Regions from separate parts of the Mus musculus genome. Here regions 1, 2 and 4 are each linked to region 3. Evidence: chromatin loops called from intact Hi-C (ENCODE). Cell type or tissue: left cerebral cortex. All regions are shown on one strand. Each heading gives the region's core, and the rest is flanking DNA. Links, peaks and the distances in the headings are about the cores only.

Region 1 (5,426 bases), core at 849-4,848, 360 kb after region 3:
GCGAGACCAGCACAGTCTACCGTGCATGCTGCCTCGCTGACTGAGTCCTCTAAGAAGCCTGGTCAGGACACCTGCATGAGAATCTGGACGCCACTGCGCAAGTCCTCAGCGATGACGTCAGAGTAGAAGGCCTTGATCTTCCTCTTGTTCAGCCACTTGGTGTGTCCACTGGCGATGAGCCGGAGCTCGGGCACTCTCTGCTTGCCAGGTCCCTGTGGGTGAGGGACAGGTGGTATCATGGCTGTCCTCCCTCACCATCCAGCCTGCTCAGCCCTTGTCCCGTCCTAGAGGCTCCCCTGAGACTCGGAAGCACCGAGTAGTACTCTTGGTTAGAGCGGACGAGGGAAAGTGAAAGAGAATGAAAGCTAGAGGCAGCGCTTGGATGGTAGATGTAGGGTCAACCTCAGCTACAGAGTGAATTGAGCCAGCCTGGGCTTCATGAGACCATGTCTTAAAAGAAAGACCTGGCCAGATTCTGCTAGGTCCACTTCCCCTGCCCCTCCTATCCCTGGGTAGATGCTGCATCCAGGCCCCGCCCCCCACCCACACACCCTAGGGTATAGGTGCCCTCCCCCCACTCCCCACCCAGCCTCCCAGGAGTACTCACAATGAGCACATGACCACAAATCATTAGGCTTAGGTTCTGGGTAAATGTGCTCACAAAGTCCACAAGGGCTGGGCGGAAGTTGGGGGGCCCTGTAAGCACCAGGCACTGGGGGCTAGGGAAAGGAAGAACACAGCGTGAGGCATCAGGAAAGATGCTTTAGGTCCTTCATGCTAAAGGAAGATGCTCTCTGACTCCCGAATCCTGGTGGTCCTGGGTGAAACTTGTGTGCACTGGGACACATATTGTGACACATTGGGGAGGCTGTGATTCAAGGGATCTTTCAGGATTTTTTTTGAGGCCATGATATTATAAGTATCCCTGTCCTTCTTGCCTGGGCCATCAGACACACCAGCCTACCTACTTCCTTTGCCCTGGCAACCCCAGCGTGGCAAAAGCAGAGTACCGATCAGTCATAAGGAGGCCATTGTTTAAAAACTCACTGTACCTTGCCCAGATGCCCGAACCTTTATGTTGGGAGTCAGCACAGGTTAAGCATTCCTGTCAATCAGAGCCAGACTCATTGGTTCATTTACCAGCTGGGCAAACAGGGGTTGTTAACAGCTCCAAACCTCACTGGTCCTTTTCTGTGTCTGAGGTTAGTACCCTCAGAGGTTTGTCATGAGTGTCTGTGGTCACAGTAGGTGGGTCATAGATCTCACTGAATCTACTACAGCCAGGTGAGAAGAAGATGGAAGGTGAGTGACTTCCCTTACCATTAGGGACTAATTTTGAAGGGCAGGCTTGTCACTGTAACCAACCCAGGATTGTGTCATAGGAATCAGACCATGTGATCCTGACAGCATGGCGTCCACTGTGGAAACTGAGACATGAAGACCTCTCCCTTGCTTTGTCTCTATCAGGCCGTGCCTGACCCCAGTCCTACACTGGCTCTTCCACCTTGATGCTACCATCCTGGTCTACCATCCTGGACCTGCCAGGGCAAAGGACCATGGCTGGCTCCAGGCTCCCAGCTGGCCCCAAAGCCCTGCTCACCGGTAGTTCTTGATGTGGTCTTCCACCTCGTTGAGGCCCACGGAGTAGCTCAGGGCCAGATTGTAGGAGCCAGCCTGTACTGAGGAACCCCAGTTCACCTCTGTGGGTAGAGAGGCGAGAACAAGACTCAGAACTGCAGGAAGCAACCAGTCCTGTGGCGGTGGGGGGGAGGAGGGACTGTCCTGCTCTCTTAGGCACAGAGCACCTTGGGAGCAAGGCCGTGGATTGATGGACAGGTGGCATCTCTGTTCCTAATGAGTGCAAGTCTGACTCCAAGTGCCACATATATGGCCACCTAATTCAAGGACATGGAGCTAGGGGTTGAACTCCCATTAGACAAGCAGACCTCTGTGACCATCTAGAAGGCCATGTTCAGATGTAGAGGTTTACGGTTACCTCCCTCAGACTGCAGTCCATCCAGGACCCTGCCTCATGCAGGTAGACAGTTTTTCTCAGTGCCCACCTTTGCACAGTCACTCTTGGTCACCCTGCCCTGTATGTACACATTAGCAAGTAGCCCCTCTAGGAATCTGACAGAAGAAATCTGGCTCTCAGTGGGCATTTTCCTTTGAGCACCGAGCTCAGGAAGGCTGTGGTAGAGGCCAGCCTGAGTCCCACTTGAGGGTGAAGCCAAGGCCAGGCTCCAGCTGGGATGAGGGGCCTGCCAGGCTACATGGCTACCCAGGCAGGGAGTTGGGGGCCTCAGGGGTCAGTGGCCACACACCTGGCTTCTTGTAGATCACATAGAGCAGGAGGAAGAGGACGACTCCGATGGCAATGAGAGCAGCCCACCAGGTAAGCAGGAACATGATGACCACCGAGATCACTGCCCCAAACAGCGCCGCCCACTTGCTGTAGTATCGGAAGGAGGGTCTCCATCCTGGGCGGGGCCAGGCCAGTGCACATGCGCATGCTCAGGAGCATTCTCCTTCCCAGAGCTACAGCAATCTCCATGCTTCCACAATCGGGTGCTGCTGTCCTGGCCTGTACCCACTACCTCTAGGGCCCCACCAGCCTTAACTCCCGGGGTGGGGTAGGAAGGCTCTAGGGAGTACCACAATCTTGCCTGTTGGGCATTTATTTCACCATGGTGACAAGCTATACCAGGAAGGAAACATCCAGACCTGGTCAAACACAGTCCCAACATCAGCAACAGTACCAGATCCCAAGGGTCTTATGGAACCCAGGAGATTAAAGGGATGAAAAGAGGACTTGATTCTTCCTAGCTCTGTGCTATTTTAGGGCCACTTCTAGTGACCACTGTACCATGGTGCATCTCTAAGAGTGCCAGGCACAGTGTGTTCTGTCTGGAAAGTGGCAGGATAACAGGCCCTTTGAAGATCTGGGATTCAAGTATTTCTCTGCTCTCTATTGCCATCTGCTAGAAGGTTTGCAGCAGCCGAAGAAGCAGAACCACCACTCCAAAAATCTATGCAATTAAATTGCTGCAGTATAAACAGCGCCCCCTAGCGGTCATCTGTGCACAAACAGCTACACCTTCCGTGACTAGGAAATTCATCCCTTTCTGAGCAATCAAGACTTCTGACACCCGAGAAATTGGTGAAGGGTGGAACTATAGAACAACCTCCATCCCCCGTAAAGGATGCACTATGCTCTGTAAAGAATGGCTGGCTTTGTTAGGGTACAAAGATTCCCTTCGTGTGGTTTTAAATGTAGGCTGTCCACCTCCACCATGCCTCCCCGTCTCCCCCCTACCCCTCCCCGTTCCTCCCCACTTTTTTGTGGTTGGGAGAGAGTCTGCTCACCAGGTGAGTTGGTGATGGAGGCATGGAAGCAGCTGAAATTGATGAGGGCGTAGGAGCAGAGGAAGAAGTTGGAAATGATGGGGGCGATGGTGTTAAGTTCAGCTTCGAAGACCCAGAGAGAGAGGGGCAACACGTTGGGGCTCCACCACAGGAGCTGCCTGGCACACACTCACAAGATGGTCCCTAGCACAGCTAAGCCTGGATGCTCAGTCAACTCAACCTTCTCATCTGGGAAGCGAGTCCTTTGCCCCATGAAATTCCAAGGGTCAGTGTCTTAGAAAACCTTAGCGTCAGTTTTTACGAAGACGGAGAGAGCCGGCAAGATCACTCAGCAAGCATCGATGCTGCCCACCAAGCCTGCTGGCCTTCCATGCTGGAAGAAGGGGACTCCTGCAGGCTGTCCTCTGACCCTCATGTGTTCCTGCTCCCCCATAACAAATGTATAAAAATATTTAGAAGGTAGAAGACAGGGGGATGGGCCTTTTCAGGCTACTGGGTGACTAAGGACAGTGGCCATGACACTTTTTGATCTCAAATAAATGTAAGGAATGCATTTGTCAATGTGACCCAGGACCCCTGAGAACATTTCCCAGTCCTGTCCACAGTGGGCTTTCTCTCCCTTGTCTCCCTGGCCCCAGTACACTCACATAATCGTGTGCATGTTGAGCTTAGAGTCTCTCTGGGGAGCCCAGAGAAAGACAAGCAGCTCTTTGGGGACAGGTATTTCTTCACATAATCTTATTAGGTCCCCTTGAGTATTTAGGGCCATAGTCCTCAGTTGGGCTAAGTCAGAATCATCAGCCCAAAGGTACCACCCAGAAGCCTACAGCTCTAAGAATCGGGCCTGCGCCTGAGCAGTAGGAGACAGGGGTGGATCTTGAGAAGGCCAGACGACTCACTTCTCAGTCTCCTAGGTGAGCCACTTCTTCATATGATGGAGGATCTAGTATCTAGAATCTTCCTTTGGGCAATAGCGACCAAACTATTAGGGCAAGTCTTATGGGTGGGTGACTAATGGGACCAACCTGAGCAGCAGGGATCTAACTCTAACAGGAAGGTGTTGGTGGGAGGGGTGAGGAAGAGGGGAAGGGAGGGAGTGGGGCAGGGACTGTCACGTTATAGGGTAGTCGCTTCTCTTTTTCGAATTCTGCATCCTCGGCTGCATTAACTAGGAGATATTTGGGTATGTGCATCTGTATGGGGTTGTGCCCTCCCACACGCTCTCTTTCTGCCCATCTGAGGCTTACGAACTATGCACTGCCCCTTACTCTACAGCGGAGCAAACGGTGGCTCAGAGAAAGGACTTATCAACGGTCAAAGCCAGCAGAGACCAGTCTACCTAACCGCTACATGGGTGAGAGGCTGGCTTTGTCTAGTTTATGCATGTATACAGATAGTGACTGAGCTAGCCATTTGTGTCAGCTTGGCCCATCACCGGTGTCCTTGGGGCGGAGGGGTGGTGTCCCAGCTGTCAGGACACTGGAATGCAGAAAGCAGGAAAGACACAGAAGTTCCCTCACTACCTGGCGTGACTCGCCACCCTGTCTGGAGGGGGAAAGGATTGTGTGGCCTTCCAAGGGCCTTCCAGGCTGGGCTTCACCCAGGCAAAGGTTCATGTTCTGGGACTGGGGTGTGGCTCGATAGTAAAGCAGTGTTTAGTTTGTGCCTGGCCCTGGTTGGTCCCATCCCCAGCACCAAGTAAGTGCTGTTCACTGAGTGCCCAGTGACATGGGGGTAAAGGGAGCGGGTCCGAGGACCTTCACAGGGGGCAGGAGGAGGAGCCCCTTACCAATGATGATGAAGGCCACAGCAATGGCATAGGCCAGCAGGTAGCCACGCACAGGCTCCCTGTTCTTGCCATAGCCTTTGCCAAAAAAGCCAATCAGAGGGTACAGCTGGTCTTCACACAGGCACTGTGGACAGTGAATGAAAACCACACTCGAACTCTAGCTGGGACCTCCCCTTTGCCCTTCTCAGGGCCAACCGTGCCCTTGACCCTGTGTGCCCACACCTCAGCAGGTTTCCACTTCTGAGAATGATAAATAACCCAGCCCTCGCCT
Region 2 (5,426 bases), core at 790-4,789, 370 kb after region 3:
GACAAGATGTAGCGTTGGTCACTGGTAGGGAAGGTTAGGCAGGAGAAGGAAGGCCCGGTTCAGTGAGGAGCAGTGTGTGTGGGGGAGGTGCTGGGGGGTGGAGGGGGGTTGTCCCACTCCCTCTGCCCCATGCCAGGTCCCTCACCTGCAGTAGGTCCCTTACGGTTTCTGCAAAGCCCACAGTGTGCATGGCCACACCCACAGCATTGGCAAAGGCGAAGATGAGGCCAATGGAGCCTCCCAGCTCTGGTCCCAGACTCCGGGAAATAAGGAAATAGGTGCCACCTAGCGGGCAGAGCAGAGGGCCAGAGAAGAAACTGTAGTGCAAGAGGGGCAGGACCAAGGGCCACAAGGTGGACAATGGAGACCAGCTTGAGAGGTAAAGAGCCCCTACAAGTCCCCATCAGAAGCAAGGTGGGCATGACAGGGTACGCCAGGGGTGGGGCAGTAGCTCAGAATGCATGGTGTCCAGATAAAGATGGTCCCAGAACTCACCCGACTTGACCTTGCCATTGGTAGAGATGGCGGAGATGGAGAGGCCGGTGATGGATGTCACCATGACCGACAGCAGGATGATGAGCCAAGTCAGCACTGTGTGGGGGTGAATGAATGGGAGCACCCCAAAACTCAATCAACACACTTCTCAGGTCAGCCCCCTCAATCCCCATGTGACCCGAGTCCCTTTCTCTGAGCCTTAGTTTGCCACCTGAAGAACTGTGGGTCTCAGTCAGAGGCCGAGGTGCAGACCTGCCACCCCAGAATTTTGGAGGTAGAGAGTTCAAGGCCAGCCTGGGCAATAGAGAGAGAAGCCCTGGGCGTGATGTCACATGTATTTAATCCCAGCATTCACAAGGCAGAGGCGGGTGGATCTCTGTGAGTTCAAGACCAGCCTGATCTACATAGCAAGTTCTAAAACAATCAAGTTTACATAGAGAGACAGAACTCACTTCAAATAACAGCAACCCCCACAAAAAGCCCCCAAATATAAAACTCACTAAAAATAAAGACTAGAGATATAGCTCAGTTAGGACAATAAAAGTCTATTAAATAGCACAAGGCCTGGGTTTGAGCCCTAGTACCACATAACCCAGGCATGGTGGCACACACATTTAATTCTAGGAGCTAGAAATCCTGGTAGCTAGAACTCTAAGGTCATCCTTGGTTGTTACATAGTGAGTTTGAGACCTGGGATATACAGGAGTCTGTCACAAAAAAGCCAGAGCACCTGGGAGTTAGCAAGGTGCTTGGCTCACAAGCAGGATGATCTGAGTTTGGTCTCTACAGCCCACACCAAAGTCTAGGCAGGGTGGCATGCACCTGCAAGCCCAGTACTGAGGAGGCAGAGATTGGAAGATCCCTGGGGCTTGCTGGCCAGCCAGTCTAGTCTAGTTAGTGAGATCTGGGCCAATGAAAGATCCATCTCAGAGGAGGAGGATGGCTCCTGAGGTAGATGTCTGAGGTTTTCTCTGGACTCTGCACAATCAAATATAAAGATGCACAAGACAGCATGTGACACACACACACACACACACACACACATCTACCTCCCCAGACTAAGATAAGGTTGGTTTGTCTACTTTCCTTGGTGAGTTGATTAATAGCAAGTTCATGTGCCAATGTGTGAATAGTTTGCAGGCACAGAAAGAAAGTCGCCCCCTTTGGCAATATAAAGAAAGCAGTAGTTACCATGTACTGAGAGCCTTCAGGTACTAAAGCCTAGGCTGCCTTCCAGCACCTTGGAAGCTGCACAGCAGCTCTGGAGGCAGGAACTGTCATCAGACTCGTTTTACCCACGAGGAAACCAAGGCTCAGAGATGGTTGGCACTCAAGGCTACCCAGCATCTGAACTCTGGTCTTCTAGAGTCCCAGTTCTGAGCACAAATACTCTGCGCTAGAAGTCGGCTTGCCGAGGTACCCTGACACTGCTGACTCTGCATCCAATGGTCTCTTCCACTCCACCCCACCCGTGGCTGCTGCCATCTGAGGGTGTGCTGGGAAGGAGCGGACCTAGCCTGGAGTCTCTACAGCCCAAGGGGTTGGGACCAGAATGCAAGCACTCGTGCATTCCCTTCTCCTTGAGGTGGCACTCACCGATGCCCGCCTGCGCCGTAATCCAGGGGAGTCGCAGGTAGAGGATCACTCCCCAGATGTTGAGCATGCAACGGATCTGGCAGGAGAGTGGGGTTAGAGGCTTCCTGAGGGCCAGGTGCCCAAAGCCAAAGCCTCGTGTGCTTGTTCCCAGGTCTAGGGGACACCTGATGTTTCTTGTGCTCTCCCTCCCATGGGATCAGACTGCCTGGCTTGGGGGTGAAAGGGGAGGACAATTTTTATCCCACCTCCTCCCACTCTGCCGTGGAGGCCTGGCCAGCCACTGCCTTGGGCAGCTTATTGACCCCGGGCATAGTATTCTGAAGGCATCAGCAAAAGCCAGGGGAAGCCAGCACCCCACGTAGAGCAGAAATCAAAGCTCAGGTTGCTTCCATATTAAAGGCAAAGCCAGAGGTCATCACTGGGGCTGAAATTCCAAATGGGAGGGTCCGACAAGGCCTTTGGCCCTGCCAACTACTAGGGCCAGGTAGGGACGTGTGACCTTCACACTCATGAGATTTCTGGGGCTCACATCTGCTGAGATGAAAATCAGGGTGTGCCTGGTTCTGGCTAACACAGATCAGGGGGGTGTCCCAACTCTGAATGTGGAGCCCCCGGGGAGGGGGTGAAGGCTCTGGTTCTGCTTTCTCCTGTACCCCATCCCCACATCTTTGTAGAACCCTATATTGTCTTTCAAAGTCAAGGGCATTGAGTCTTTACTTCCTGAAGGGTTACTTATGCTTCATACTACAGCTAACACTAGGCTGTACCATGGTATGCGATGGGAGAGGAGGGATTGTCGATGTGTATGTTAGTGCTGCCCTCTAGTGGCCATGTGGGGAATTTCTTCTAATAACCCCCTAGCAGGCATTGATCCAAGAACTCTCACACCTAACAACTATTTTAATGCTCAGTTTTACGGGTGAGGAAACTGAGGCAGGAGTAGCTAAGTAACTTTCCTAAGGCTACAACACTAGTGAGTAGCTAAGCAGAGATCTTCTTAGGATTGGGTCTTGGCCAAGAGCGCCCAAGAACTGTGGGAAGCCAAATACAATTAATTGGAGGCCACTGCTGATGGGGAAACTGAGGCCCAAACTGAGCTCCAGGTCTAAACTGCTCACTAGGGCCTGAGAGTCAAAGCTGAGGCTGAATGGGGCTCTACCCCCACCCTGTCTAGACATCAAGCTCCGGGCCACAGCCACTCACCATCACCCCCTTGACCCAGCCGAAGCGAACAGGTTCTCCAGGGCTCTTCTCACTGTTGGTGCCTGTCTCATCTTCCACAAGTCCATCAGTCAGCTCACGACCTTGCCGTCCATCAAAGGCCAGGGCATGCAGGTGGCTACCTTCCTGCTGGGGGCCCAGAGACCAATAGGAGTCAGGCAATGGGGGTTAGGGGCTGGGTGTCTGTATTCAGTCTTGCCTGCCCCACTTTGCCACACAGGCAGCCCTTGGACAGCTTCCTGGGTACAATGCTACTCGAAGCTTGGAGAAACACCAGAGAGAGCAAGCAAGCTGAGCATTCAGAATGCTTCTGCTCCGGGAGGCTCCTCCCCTCTAGGGCAGAGGGCTGGAGTCTGACAAGCCTGCAGTCTGAGAAGTGACACGGGATGGGAGGTGAAGCAGTATGTCACACGCCACACACCAGGTCTCTGACACAGAGAGTCTTGAACCCAGGCCTGGACTCCAGCATGGTCATCTTCTATTTCGTATTCCTACCAACCGCAGCCTACTCTGGGACCTTCATCCCAGTACCTATCTCAGCATCCCTATTCAAACAAGGGGTCTTGTTTGGTCCCTTCAGAGGGAAGCTTTGAAACACGGAAGAGTGTTAGAGGTTAGAACATCCAACTGTTGGTGAAACCGTGAGGTGACAGGGATTGGACCCTCCAGCCTCCCAGACAGCGAAGCCGATGAGCTAATATTTGAGAGGGCTCACCATGCTCCCTCCCTCCCTCTCACAGTCTCTCCCAGCGGTGTGCAACCTGCATTTGTATAAGCAGCAGGCTATGCTATCATTGTGCTGCCGGTGCCTGGACAATATGTATTACTTGTGCCCCCAAGCTTCATGGCACCTCTGTCCACTATTCATTTGGGTGTCTTGACCCTAGAGGAAGATGCCCAGTCATTTTCACAACACGAATGACAGAACATGTTGGGCAATCATGCCAACGTTACCCAGCCAGGAAGCGGCCAGTCTTTGAACTTCTGCTTACCTTGAGGAATGAATGCAGGTCAGCCAGGGTGGGCCGCACCTTCCGGGGCTCACCGGGCAGAGCGCTGTTAGCATAGTGTTCGTAGGCCGGCACCACGTCTATGGTGTTGTAACCGAAGGTGCGCATGTATAAGGTGCTGCCGTGTGTTAAGTGGCTGGGCTGGCTGCTGTCACAGGCAGCTGGTGGGGGCTCATCGCCTCCCATCAGTGTGCTGATGGTGAAGCGCCCACTGCACAGAGCATCGCCAGGCAGCTCTGTCACGGGGAGCTCTGCCATTATGGCTCTGGGTATCAAAGGAGGGGACAAGAGTGGGCAAGGGCACTGAGGGTGGCTTTATAGGCTGGGAGGAGGCGGGAGCTTGGTCCAGACCGCCCATGGCAAGTGAGCAGGGTCTCTGCCAGGGTGGGGGGCGGAGCCATAGCAACTGCTGTCCTGCCCCCATTTATCTGATCATTGACACAGGGGCCAATTTGGAGCAGGAGGGCTGGGCTAGAGCCAGGGCCACATCCCTGAGTCCTGCAGTAGCCCTTCTAAGCCTAGGGTAGCAGAGGTTCTGCAGCTAGGACCCAGGAAGCAGCAGACATGAGAGAGGACCCAGAGAAGGCCTGCTGCAAGGTGCCTACCTACACTGCAGGTTAACAGTCCTCGTGTTGGGCACAATGTATTTCTTTCATTTTATTTACTAGTTTGAATGGATGTCATCTTAGGACATGCATATAAAAAAAAAGGAAGTCTGCCTTCCGATCTCCATCCCTCACAGTCTCAGCGTCTTTCCTGATACATTTCAATATACATAAGCCATTGTGATTAGTGGCCTCAAGCCAGACCTGCAGCCACCTCTTGACTGACAAACCTTGAGAGCTTGGTGCTGGCCACTGGCCTCTAGGGTAAACAGGCACAGTGCAGCCTGACCTACACATTCACAGGCTGGCCTACGGGGCTGTAGTTTGGAGCCCAGAGCAACTGGTCTTTCCCTCCCTGGAGCCATGCATTGTTCCCATGAAGTAGGAGATCTGGTCAGCAAAGGCTCCTAAGCCATTGCAGGGGCATTGCCCTGGGGTATGAAAGACACTCTGGGTCTTGATGATGAACTAGTGGATGTTGGATGTGTCCTAAGAAAGC
Region 3 (5,426 bases), core at 946-4,945:
CCTCTCCGGGCCCTTGGCTGGATAATCACCAGGTACTGACCAGAGCTCAGTACGTCAAGAGCCACACAGGGACTTCCCCTGCTCTGATGGGCTTTCCGGGTCAGCCCCGGGACTTTCCTCCAAGCTGGGCAATGGCCTAAGCCAGGAGGCAGAGGCGAAGCTCTCCCTGTGGCTGGTGTGGCTCTTCAGGCTTCTGATTTAAGGAAAGAAGGTAATTTTGGCTTGGGCAGTCCAGGTTGGAATGAGGCACTGAGAAGCCTCCTCTGGGCCAGAAAGCAGTCACCTAAAACACGTACCAGGGGTGGCAGAGGAAGTGGCCGACCCTGGCCAGCGAGGCCCCTCTGTCCCGGCAGCTGCAGCAGGCTAATCTGTGTTCCAGACATGCCTTTCTCTGTCTGGTCTGTGCCCAGGAATGCTGGGGTTACTAAAGATGAGGTGATCCAAATGTGCTGGGCCCCCCACACCCAGGAGGACCTTGAGCAACTATGATTGAAGGAACAACTTCAACATCTGCCTGGAAGCCCCTGTCTCCTAATGGAAATGAGAACTCTGGCCCCTCCAAGGTCTCTGTGACTTCCTGCCTCTCTCTATTGACATCTTCTACAGTCCGGTGGTAGGGCCTGTCTGCTCTACAACTAGAACACAGCCTGTGCTCTCTCGGTTTGCTAGACCTGCCATCTTCCAGCCTGGCTCACCTCCCCAGACTCTCTGACTCCCACCTATTTCTCCATGAACAATTAAAGGGCTCCTTCTAAGGGGCCACCAGGACCTGCCCCAATCCCGCTTAAGACACTCTGGTGATACACTACAGACAAGGTAAAGCTAAAGTCCTTTCTCTAACACCCAGCCTGGTGTAACGATGCAAACTTAAGCCTCCTTCACTCTAATCTCAGTGTCTTGCTGACTTTGACATGCCACCTTTCCTACCAAGAGCACAGTTCTCTCTGCCTGAGAACCTTCGCATTTACTGGGTCTCTCATCAAATGTTCCTCCTCTCCCCATCAACACTGATTTTGTTTGCCTATATCCTTTTGAACTCACTGAAACCTTATCAAGCCTTTTGTACCAATGTCTGTAAAACCTCTAGCCATTCTTTATTGTTTTTCTCTCCCATCAATGTATTTTCTAACCATTCTTAATCATTTTTGGTTTGACACAGGATTTAGCCTGGAATTCACTATGTAGACTAGAACTCACACAGAGATCAACCTGCTTCTGCCTCCTGAGTGATGAGATTAAAAGCACGTATGGCTCTTAGTCGTTATTTTTTTGTTTGTTTTTATTTACCATCGTTATTATTGTGGGCACGGTATGCCATCCTTATTTATACCTTTGGAAATAACATGAGGAACAGCTTCTTTTGGGCTGAGGTTTTCTGTTTCCGTGAGCAAGTCTGAGGTTTGAGAAGGGGGCGAGAAGGAACAGAAAAAGGCAAGGGGCGGAGAGGAGCGATGAGTCACGAAATAACTGAAAGCGAGACGGCGCGGGGATAGGGGGCATCTGACCTGCATACTATTGTGTGTCAGGCACTGTGTGGGCACTGAAGACACGGCCAAAACCCGGATCAGACCGTGTCGCTGCGGGATTCATCTAAGCTAGAGTCTGAAACAAACCAGTAACCCTGCAAATGGGTCGCTGAGGTTTTGATCACCTTTAGGCAAGGGGACCAGGATTTTATGACGTCAACCGGGTCAGGGTAGCAAAGGCTAAGCACCGTTAGCTGCCGCGAATATACGGACCTGATTGCCACGTACCATAAAGACACGAAGGTGGGGATGCAAAAAAAAAAAAAAAAAAAAAAAGCAAGGATGCTGGCAGATCCGCAGGAAACAAGGATGAAGGGCACAGTTTCTGCATTCATTTAAAAGAAACTGCAGGTCTGGCGCCTTCTGAGTTTTCTAGCGAGTGGCGAGTGCCACCTGCCGGTCATTCGTAGTATTACATAGGGTGCTTGCTCCGCCCAGTGCAAAAAATCCCAGAAGCTACTTCATTACGCATGCGCACATTGAGAGGCTTACAAAGAGGACTGACTAGGCGCTCTGTTTCCAGTTGTCAGGATGGCCGAGCGGTCTAAGGCGCTGCGTTCAGGTCGCAGTCTCCCCTGGAGGCGTGGGTTCGAATCCCACTTCTGACAAGTTGCTCTTTTCTTCATAATTCAATTTATACATAAAGTGAATTAGGTAATAATTATCGACTCTTCATAATATACTCCTCTTCGTCGTTTTAAATGCTATTGTATACTTTTTAAAACTATCTTCTTACTACCTATTTCTTTGATTTGAAACTGTAAAAAGAATTCCAGGAGCGGGGGAGGGAGAGAATGATTATTCCCACTCTGGTGTCTCAAGCGCAGGTCTAGTTTTCAAATTTGCTTTTAATTTTTAGAGAGAATTACTGGAGGGGGAAAAAAAAAAACAGGAATTCTGTCAGAAGTGGGATTCGAACCCACGCCTCCAGGGGAGACTGCGACCTGAACGCAGCGCCTTAGACCGCTCGGCCATCCTGACATGAGAGTTGGTCCTTTTCATGTTCATTTTAGTTATTGGCACTCTGTAACACCACCGCTGCCACGCCACCACCACTACCCTACCCCACCATCACCCCGGTCGCACAGACACATGCTTGCTTGGCATCTACAGCCAGCGTTTCTCCTGCTTTGTGCAATGCAATGTCTACAGTCCAGTCTACCCAGGGTTTAAAAATCACCGGTTAGTAGCAGGGCGTGGCGAGCTTCATCTGTAATTCTAGCACGCAGTAATCTAAAGCAGAAAAATCGCCTCGAGTTCCAGACCAGCCTTTGCTATGGAGTTAGGCTCGATCTCAAATAAAATAAAATATTTTTTAAAAATAAATTAAAAACCCTAAATAAACAACAAGAAACACATACAGTGTTAACAAGACTCCCCCTCTTTCAAACGGACCTGTAGCTGTTTTCACTGGAAATGTCGCCAAAAACCTGTTTCTCTCACATTCTATAGAGAAGAACTATAGATGTAAATACAAGGACGAGCTACAGTTAACTGAATTCTAGACGACCCCCGGCTCCGCGCCACAGGATGCCCGAGGCGTCTTAGTAAGACAGACTGGCTGGAGATGGCCTGCCGGCAGGGGATGCTGTGAGCACAGCCATCGGCTTCAGAGAAAATGGAGATCTTAGGGAGAGAACTGTCGTCTGCCTTCAAAGCCCTGAAGGTGCCATCAGTCCTTGAGCCCTGGCTGGAGGATGTTGGTTTGTAAGGGCGTTGGAGGGTTAACGTAATGGGGCATCTGAGTAGATAGCCCGGTCACCAGAGACATTCACGACCAAGCTGGCCAGTCGCCCAGTAGAGAGGTGTTTTATTGCTGCTGTCAAAGTACCAAGCTTGTTTGTGTGGCTGGTTGGTTGATGGCTTTTGACCAGAATCTTGCTATGTCGTTCAGATTATCCTGGAACTTGCTATCCTCCTGTCTCAGCCTTCTGAATGCTACAACTATATACAGACATGTAAGTCACAGAGCCTAGTTTAATCCTAATTTTTTCAAGCCCCGCCCCCACCCACCCCCCCACTTCCTGCTATTTTCCACCATCAGTAAACAAGAGTTTCTACTTCATATTCTTTTGCCTCCCAGTTGAATTTGTGGTGAGACATATTCTGTTGTTGGTGTTTGTAGAGCTTTGTTGTTTTTTGAATCTATTGTTGTGTTGGAGTTGTGTGTGTGTGTGACTTTTTTTTTTTAATTTGTTTTTCTTTTTGGAACAGGGTCTCACATAGCCCAGGATGGCCTCAGAATCGTTAAGTAGTCGATGATGTCTTTGAACTCCATTCACTTAGGGTTACCCAGCCAGGACCGAACTCATGCTAAGCAAGTACTCTACCAACCTAGCTAGCTAGCTACAGCCTTCTCCTACAGATACATTATTGTCTCCTCTTCTCTTCTCTTCTCTTCTCTTCTCTTCTCTTCTCTTCTCTTCTCTTCTCTTCTCTTCTCCTCTCCTCTTCCTCTTCCTCTTCCTCTTCCTCTTCCTCTTCCTCTCCTCTCCTCCCCTCCCCTCTCCCCTCCTCTCTTTCCTTCCTTCCTTCCTTCCTTCCTTCCTTCCTTCCTTCCTTCCTTCGTTTTCTTCCTTCCTTTGTTTCTACCTTTCTTTCTTTCTTTCTTCCTTTCTTTTATTTTGTTTGTAAATGCATATTTAAGTCCTGGCTACATGAAAAAACTTTGTCTCCCAACAAAAATCCCAGCACTTGGGAAGCAGAGGCAGAGTTCAAGAGTTCAAGGCCAGCCTGGTCTACTGAGCTAGATCTTGGACAGCCAAGACCACACAGAGAAACGGGGGGGGGGGGGGGGGACGACGGGGGGGGGGGGGACGACGACACGGGACACACAGAAACACCAAAACAAGCAAAAAGTAACTTCTCAAAGTAAACTGTTTCTCAATTTAAAACCCATAATCGCAGCCATTAAGAGGTAAAGAACGGAGAATTAGGAGTTCAAGATTTTCCACCACTACAGAGTGAGTTTAAGATTAGCCTGGGCTACATGAGACATTATCTTTAAAAACGAACGAAAGGAAGGAAGGAAGGAAGGAAGGAAGGAAGGAAGGAAGGAAGGAAGGAAAAAGAGAAGAGAAGAAAAGAGGAAAAGAAAAAAGAAAAGAAGAGAAAAGAAAAGAAGAGAAGAGAAAAGAAAAGAACACCCCAGCATGAGGCTGGCTGGAAGTCAGTGTTAGCCTGTGGTAGGGTGACGAAGGACTAGTTAGTTACCCAAGGAGTTGGTTGTCATGCAGCAAGTCAAAGAGAGTGAAGCTCCTCTCCAAGTTTCCAAATTTCACCATGGAGGGGGGGGGGGGGGGAAGGTGGCTCAGTGGGAAACAATTTGATGTGCGAGTGTGAGGTGCTGTTTTAATACCAAGAACCTGGGCAAGCCTGTCTTGCTGCCTTAGGCACTACATCCAAGTGGCTCATAATTTTAAAAAATTCAGTATGTACACTAACCTCATTTTTGTTAAAGTAGATGAAAGGTTTTAAAAAAAATAAATGCATACAAGTGTCTTTATTTCTACACAGCTACACCAGTGAAAATTAAAAAACAAACAACAAAAAAAAAAAAAGAAAGAAAAAGATCTGAGAAAATTCATTCAAGTCTTAACAGCCATTTATTAAAGGGCACACCTGGGTCTGCAGAGGGGGCTGTGACTGGCAACAAACCATGAACGAATGAATTAATAATTAATAGTTAAATTGGAAAGAGTCAACCCCACACCACTAGCACAAGTGTGAGACTGTCAGTATATGTGCTAGCAGGAAACTTGGAAGTCTATAGGAAGAGTCATGTACGTTTCTTAGAACTAAAATCTAACTTAATGAAAATAGTGTTATTACCCATCTCTCAACACTCTTAGTTTGTCTTCTTGGTTTTGTTGAGTGTGGGTGGTGTATGGGGCAGACAGT
Region 4 (5,426 bases), core at 962-4,961, 69 kb before region 3:
TCAAATGTGAGGAGTAATCAGGGGAGGCTTCCTGGGAGAAGCATGCTTCCGGTTGTCCCTTAAGGACTGCTAAGACACACTGGGTGGGCCCTGGGGCAGCTTTTCTCAATGGCCATACTGTTCTCATTTTGGACCTGCTCATTTTTTGTTGTGGGGGCTGACACTGTGCATTCTACACCAGGAGCTGAAAATATTGGGACATTTGTAATAATAATAATAATAATAAATTTGGAAATTGCCAAATATCCCCTGGGAGGACCATCATCCTATAGGGAGCTCATTCATTTCCCAACCTTCTTCCCACAGATAATGTCAACATCATGTAGGCATAGAACAGCACATTTCCCATAGGCCCCTCTCAGGAGGCTGAGGCAGGAGGAGAGCTACATGGAAAGACCCTGCCTCAAAAACAAAACATAAACCAAGCAAACAACACAAGTTAAGCCACCCCTCCCTTCCTGTGCTTTTTCCTTCTAACAGACCAAATGGCTTACTGGTTTATTTTTGTGTATTGCAGCCAAATTTCAGCACCCTGAGAGCTGGGCCCCGTGGGCCCTTTATTCCCTGCTGTGGTCTTAGCAACCAGAAATGCGCTTGTCGCACAGCAGGTGTCCAGTTTGCCAACCAAATGAATGGATGAGATGCATGCAGAGGTGCTTAATGGCATATAAAACCTCGACCAACAGAGAAGTGTGTGTGTGTGTGTGGGGGGGGAGCTTCTAATTAAATCCATAGGGCCCTCGATCTGACTGACACTGGAGCTGTCCGCCTCTGCCCCCCTCCACCCCCACTGAGGATGGGGGAAGCAGGCTGGAACAGCTGAAAGCAGATATATTTTTTTTCTTTCTTTTTCTCTTTCTTGCTGAGACTTGAGTGGGAGTGAATGCGTCAGTGCTGGAGAGCAGCCTTCCCTGCTCCAACTTGCATTTGCAGGTTTGTTACATAAAGCGCTGAGCGCTCGCTCGCTCGCCTGACACAGCCCTGCAGACCCACATTTGGGGACTGACGCAGATGCCCTGCACCAGCCTGCAGCATCCCTAAAGCCTGAGACACCCCCCCCCCCTTGCTGAGGGAGCTCTAGGGTGAACCCAGCTGAATACCTCATTCAAGGGGAGAAGAAACTGAGGTTCACTGGGGTTGAGTCATCCATCCTCACTGTGTCCTGGCAAAGCCAGCAACCACGATTAGGGTCCTCAGGCATCAGACATTCTGGGTTTTCTTTTCAACCTTGCCTAGGATTTCCCTATAAGCTTAGGAAAGTGATAGCTACCACCATGACCACATGCACTTTCCAAAATGCCTCCCTAGACACTGGAGTTTTCTCACCGGTAAGGCGTGAATGCTACAGCAGTTGGGACCAGAGAAGTCAAGACCCTGCTCCATTGACACACAGGGAGGTGATGGCAAAGCAACCTCCATCTGATTCCTACTTCCCCGTGCGCACTGTCTACAAATATCTCAGGCTTGAGGGCCAGAGCTCAGACAGCAGAAAGGCAGGCACAATTTTATCCCACCACCCCCACTCCCACCCACTCACCCACCCAGCTCCCTGTGGCACTGGTGATTTAGTTCCATGGAGATATCCTTGATGCTGGGGGTTGGCTCTCATTTTTTTCCAGTTTCACAGTGCGCCCTAAGGCAGAGTGCCACCTTCTCTGAGCGACAACCTGCTAATTTAGCCTGGCTAAATAGCCTCGGCCCTCCCTGAGGATGGAGCTCTAGAGGTTAAAGGAGGTGGAATGGTCAAAAGAGAAGGTGGGCAAGGCTGTTGGTCTCTCCTTCCTTAAGTCCCTGGGCATCACTCTCTCCTGCCCTGCATACTGGCTGAGCATCCTCAAACAGATCTCTAGCTCTAGCTCTCCATCTTTCCTATGTCCCTAGGAATGTCTACACCTTGTACTACCAGGTAGTGGACTCCAGGAAGCAAGTCCGTAGAGACAAAATATTTTCTAAGCTGGGTTTGGAGAAAGTGGCAAGGATGATGGGGGAGACACAGGCAGAGAGACGACAAGCTGCACGCCAGTACTAGAGACAAGCTCCATCCCCATGAGCTGCAGTGACCTTGACCTTAACTATTTCTGGGGGCCTGGAGCGACAGGGCAGGGGAAAGTCCTACCTAGTCCCTGGCCCCGGGCCAGAGCTTATACAGGTTATAGTTAACCTCAGTAGGAAGAACCACCTCTTGTCCGTCAGCCAGGAGCCTGCTCAGGTTTCCCTCAGCCCTCGCTCTCCTCCCCACACAGCTTCTGTCTCCCACAGACACCTCCGAGGTGTCTCCCCGACTCCCACCCCAGAAGCCACTGGGATGGCTGGGACTCGCGGGGGCCTATTTTCCCCAGGGAGATGCAGTCTGCATACCCTTCCTTTCTCCCCGAGGTAGGGTCCGGGACCCACTCACCCGGCAGCAGAGTACACAAATGGAAGAACGCGGCCAGGCGCAGCAGCCACGCGAGCGGCGAGGGAGCCATGGCTGGAGTGCAGGAATTCGGCGGGCCAGGAGGCTGGGCCGTGTCGCAGCTCCTAGTAGTCACTCGCGGCTGGTCTCGGTTGCTTTTTATAATGGGCTGGCAGCCTCCGCCCCCGGCGCCCGCAGTAGGAGGCGGTGGGAGGGGAGAGGAAGAGCCTGTAGCTGCGGCTGGATTCCTCCCAGGTTGCCAGGGAACCAGTTGCAATCCTGCGCTGGGCTCCGCTGCGGGAGCGGCGCGATGGGAACCTGGTGGGTTAGCAGGGTTACCTTCCCTGGAGAACCTAGGTCTTGTCTAAGCCGGACACTGAGCCAGGGACATGCAGAGCGCTGGTCCCCGCCAGGCCGGATCTGCCAAGCTCTTTCTTGATCTGGGGGCAGATGGGGTCTTTCGCCCATGCGATGCAGAACCCCCAGCAATCACCCCTTAAAATCCCCAGATACATTTCAGCCTATGCATCTGCTGGACTCAACACCGAACCTGGCAAGCAGTTTCCTGAAACATAGATCCAGTCCTGCCTTCTATGGACAGGTGGGGAAACTGAGACCCAGAGAAGGGAGAGACCATTCCAAATCACACAGAGCTTCACTCGATAAACTTATCAAGACCACGGAGGAGAAGACTGCAGAGCCAGGGCTGCTGAGGACATGGACATGGAGGGAACATGGGCCTCCTGGCCTCCTTAGCTGTTGTGTAGCCCCTCTAGCCTTTGCTCTATCCAGGGCTGGCTGTGCCTTCTGCTAGCTCCCGAAACAGCACAGCCACGAACTTGTCTTCGGAGCTAAGGGTCTCTTGGCTCCTCTTGGACCCTAATGCAGAGCCTTAGAGAGGTCCTGCCTCCTTCCAGGGTAGCTCTGCCACTGTAGAGTCTGGCTAACCCAGCTTCTGGCTCGGATCTTCCAGAAGCTTTCTCCATGAGACCAGGCAAGACCTAGCAGCAAAGCTTGGGTACTGCACACAACCTGACTTCCCGGAAGACAGGGAGTACAATCCTGGGAGTCTAGAAAAGTCAGAGCCTCCCCAGCCTCGGGCTGGGAGTGAATTGCGCTACTCTTTTTGGGCTGCCAGCCAGAAGGAAAAACCAGTTTGTGTAGAAAACTGTCCTAGGCTAAGGTGCCAGTTGGACCATAGCCAGCCTGGTCCAGACTGCAGAGGCTGCAGCTGCCGCCCCCGAAGACCTCGTGCTCTCTCCTGCTATACATTGTAGCAGGGCTAGCACCTGGTGTGGGTACTGATAGTGTTGAGGGTGGCTGTCCTGGCAGGGATCAATATCCACTGAGGCCCAGAGAACCTGCCCTCAGCTGGCCAGATAAGAAGCCAGGAAGCCTCATTTTACAGCTGGAGAGACTTAATAAGAAGTGATAAAAATGGAGGGCTGGGCCAGGTAGGGTACCTCATGTTTGTAATTGCAGCACTGAAGAGGTGGAGGAAGGATCGTCTAAAGTTCAAGTCTAGCCTGGGCTACATAGTGACTTCCAGCCTGGCTAGAACAAAAACAAAAACAAAAACTCCAAACCAAACAGGGAAATAAAACCCAGAAGTCTAGGTTTCTTTGTGCCTGTGCAGCAGATAGGATAAGAAGGAGGGGCGGGGGGGGGACCAGAGGAAAAGGGAGAGAGAAGAGAGAGAAGACAGGGGTAGGTAGGGGAATCCAAGGAGGATTATGGGAAATCAACACTTACATATTTAAAGGGAAAGGATCTGGGAATGGAGACTTGGAATCCCTGACTGGAGGGTGAGCTCCAGAGTAGAATTTGGAGGGCAGGGAGATGGTTTGCAGGATGCAAGCCTGGCTCCAGAGTTATTGTGAAATGTTTGGATTCTGTAAAATTAGGAAGGAGGCACTAAATTAACTCTGATCCAGGCACTCTCTAATAACGTTTCCCATGGTGCTGGGGACATAGCTCAGCTGTACAGCACTCACCTGGCATGCCAAAAGCCTGGTGTCTATCCCCAACTAAACAAAACTTAATGGAGTTCCATGTTTAACACACATAGTCATGATAACACACCCAGGCTATAAGGCTAACATCCATCACTGTGGTGGGCTGCTTTATGGATGGAGTAGCTGAAGATAACCAGGGAGGAAGTCAAGAAGGATGGGATGACCAACTAGCTGTCTCTTGGGTCTGAGTCACCACCCACTGGCAAGGAACCATTTGATAAGCAAGTGTCTGAACTGAGAAGGTAAAAACAGCTTTACCCGAACTTGCTCAGCTCCAGGGGCAGTCCGTGCTCCCTCTAGACCCAGCTTCAGCTCCAGGAGCATTCCGTGCTCCCTCCAGACCTAGCTTCAGCTCCAGGGGGCAGTCTGTGCTCCCTCCAGAACCAGCTTCTCATCTACAGATGGTTGGTCCCACCCATCTCATCCAGGTTTCAAGGAGTGACTGTTGAGATGCAGTTTGGACACAGTAGCCAGGCTTTCAGGCCCATTGACCCAATTCAAGCTCAACTCTGCCCTTCCTAAAGGTCCCACTTGGGCAGGTTACTAATGCTCTATGTACTGCAGTGTTTCTGTCTGTAGTATGCTGAGGTGGTTTGAAATTTTCTGTTTTGGTTTGGTTTTTTGGTTTTTTGAGATAGGGTTTCTCTGTGTAGCCCTGGCTGTCCTGGAACTCACTCTGCAGATCAAGCTGGCCTTGAACTCAGAAATCGGCCTGCCTCTGCTTCCCAAGTGCTGGTATTAAAGGTGTGCGCCACCAAGCCCAGCAGTGGTTTGAATTTTGACCCCCATCTACTCTTGTATTTGAGTTTTTGGCCCATGGGGAGTGGCACTATTAGCAGGTGTGATCTTGTTGAAGGAAGTGTGTCACTATGGAGGTGGGCTTTGAGGTCTCCTACACTCCAGCTCTGCCCAGTGTGGAATCAGTGTCTCCTCCTTGTTGCCTGCAGAACAGTCTCCTTCTGCTGCCTTCTGATCAAGATGTAGAACTCTTGGCCCCTCCAGCATCATGTCTGCCT

The links. A loop is a pair of places that touch in the nucleus more often than their neighbours do. Peaks named below come from ENCODE experiments on the same cell type or tissue, not always from the same donor. Only the 100,000 strongest peaks of a DNase experiment are listed, where the experiment ranks them.
Region 1: a loop joins it to region 3, with 2.8 times the contacts of the local background. A loop is called at or near these places in 10 of 42 quality-filtered maps.
Region 2: a loop joins it to region 3, with 2.1 times the contacts of the local background. A loop is called at or near these places in 11 of 42 quality-filtered maps.
Region 4: a loop joins it to region 3, with 7 times the contacts of the local background. A loop is called at or near these places in 12 of 42 quality-filtered maps.

The regions. Positions count from the first base shown.
Region 1 is chr8:94,341,068-94,346,493 of GRCm38, reverse strand. It overlaps Slc12a3 (solute carrier family 12, member 3), which reads right to left. Exons shown (of 25, transcript NM_001205311.1): 12 at 5,156-5,279; 13 at 3,367-3,468; 14 at 2,325-2,480; 15 at 1,601-1,700; 16 at 608-719; 17 at 72-212. Among named protein-coding and RNA genes, the nearest start is that of Slc12a3, 15 kb to the right of the region's middle. In left cerebral cortex, for the core only: a CTCF peak has its summit at 3,059 (motif pointing left); a DNase peak (open chromatin) is centred at 3,042.
Region 2 is chr8:94,328,392-94,333,817 of GRCm38, reverse strand. It overlaps Slc12a3 (solute carrier family 12, member 3), which reads right to left and starts at 4,610. Exons shown (of 25, transcript NM_001205311.1): 1 at 4,305-4,610; 2 at 3,295-3,441; 3 at 2,092-2,167; 4 at 496-591; 5 at 146-285. The coding sequence starts at 4,580. In left cerebral cortex, for the core only: a CTCF peak has its summit at 2,921 (motif pointing left); DNase peaks (open chromatin) are centred at 2,892 and 4,753.
Region 3 is chr8:94,700,712-94,706,137 of GRCm38, reverse strand. It overlaps n-TLcag5 (a tRNA gene), which reads right to left and starts at 2,507; the gene lies at 2,425-2,507. It overlaps n-TLcag4 (a tRNA gene), which reads left to right and starts at 2,052; the gene lies at 2,052-2,134. In left cerebral cortex, for the core only: CTCF peaks have their summits at 1,934 (motif pointing left) and 3,101; DNase peaks (open chromatin) are centred at 1,531, 1,988, 2,582 and 3,113; H3K4me3 peaks cover 2,123 bases; H3K27ac peaks cover 2,128 bases.
Region 4 is chr8:94,769,307-94,774,732 of GRCm38, reverse strand. It overlaps Cx3cl1 (chemokine (C-X3-C motif) ligand 1), which reads right to left and starts at 2,553. Exons shown (of 3, transcript NM_009142.3): 1 at 2,399-2,553. The coding sequence starts at 2,468. In left cerebral cortex, for the core only: no CTCF peak of the experiment used is centred there; DNase peaks (open chromatin) are centred at 1,539, 2,590 and 3,443; H3K4me3 peaks cover 2,419 bases; H3K27ac peaks cover 2,439 bases.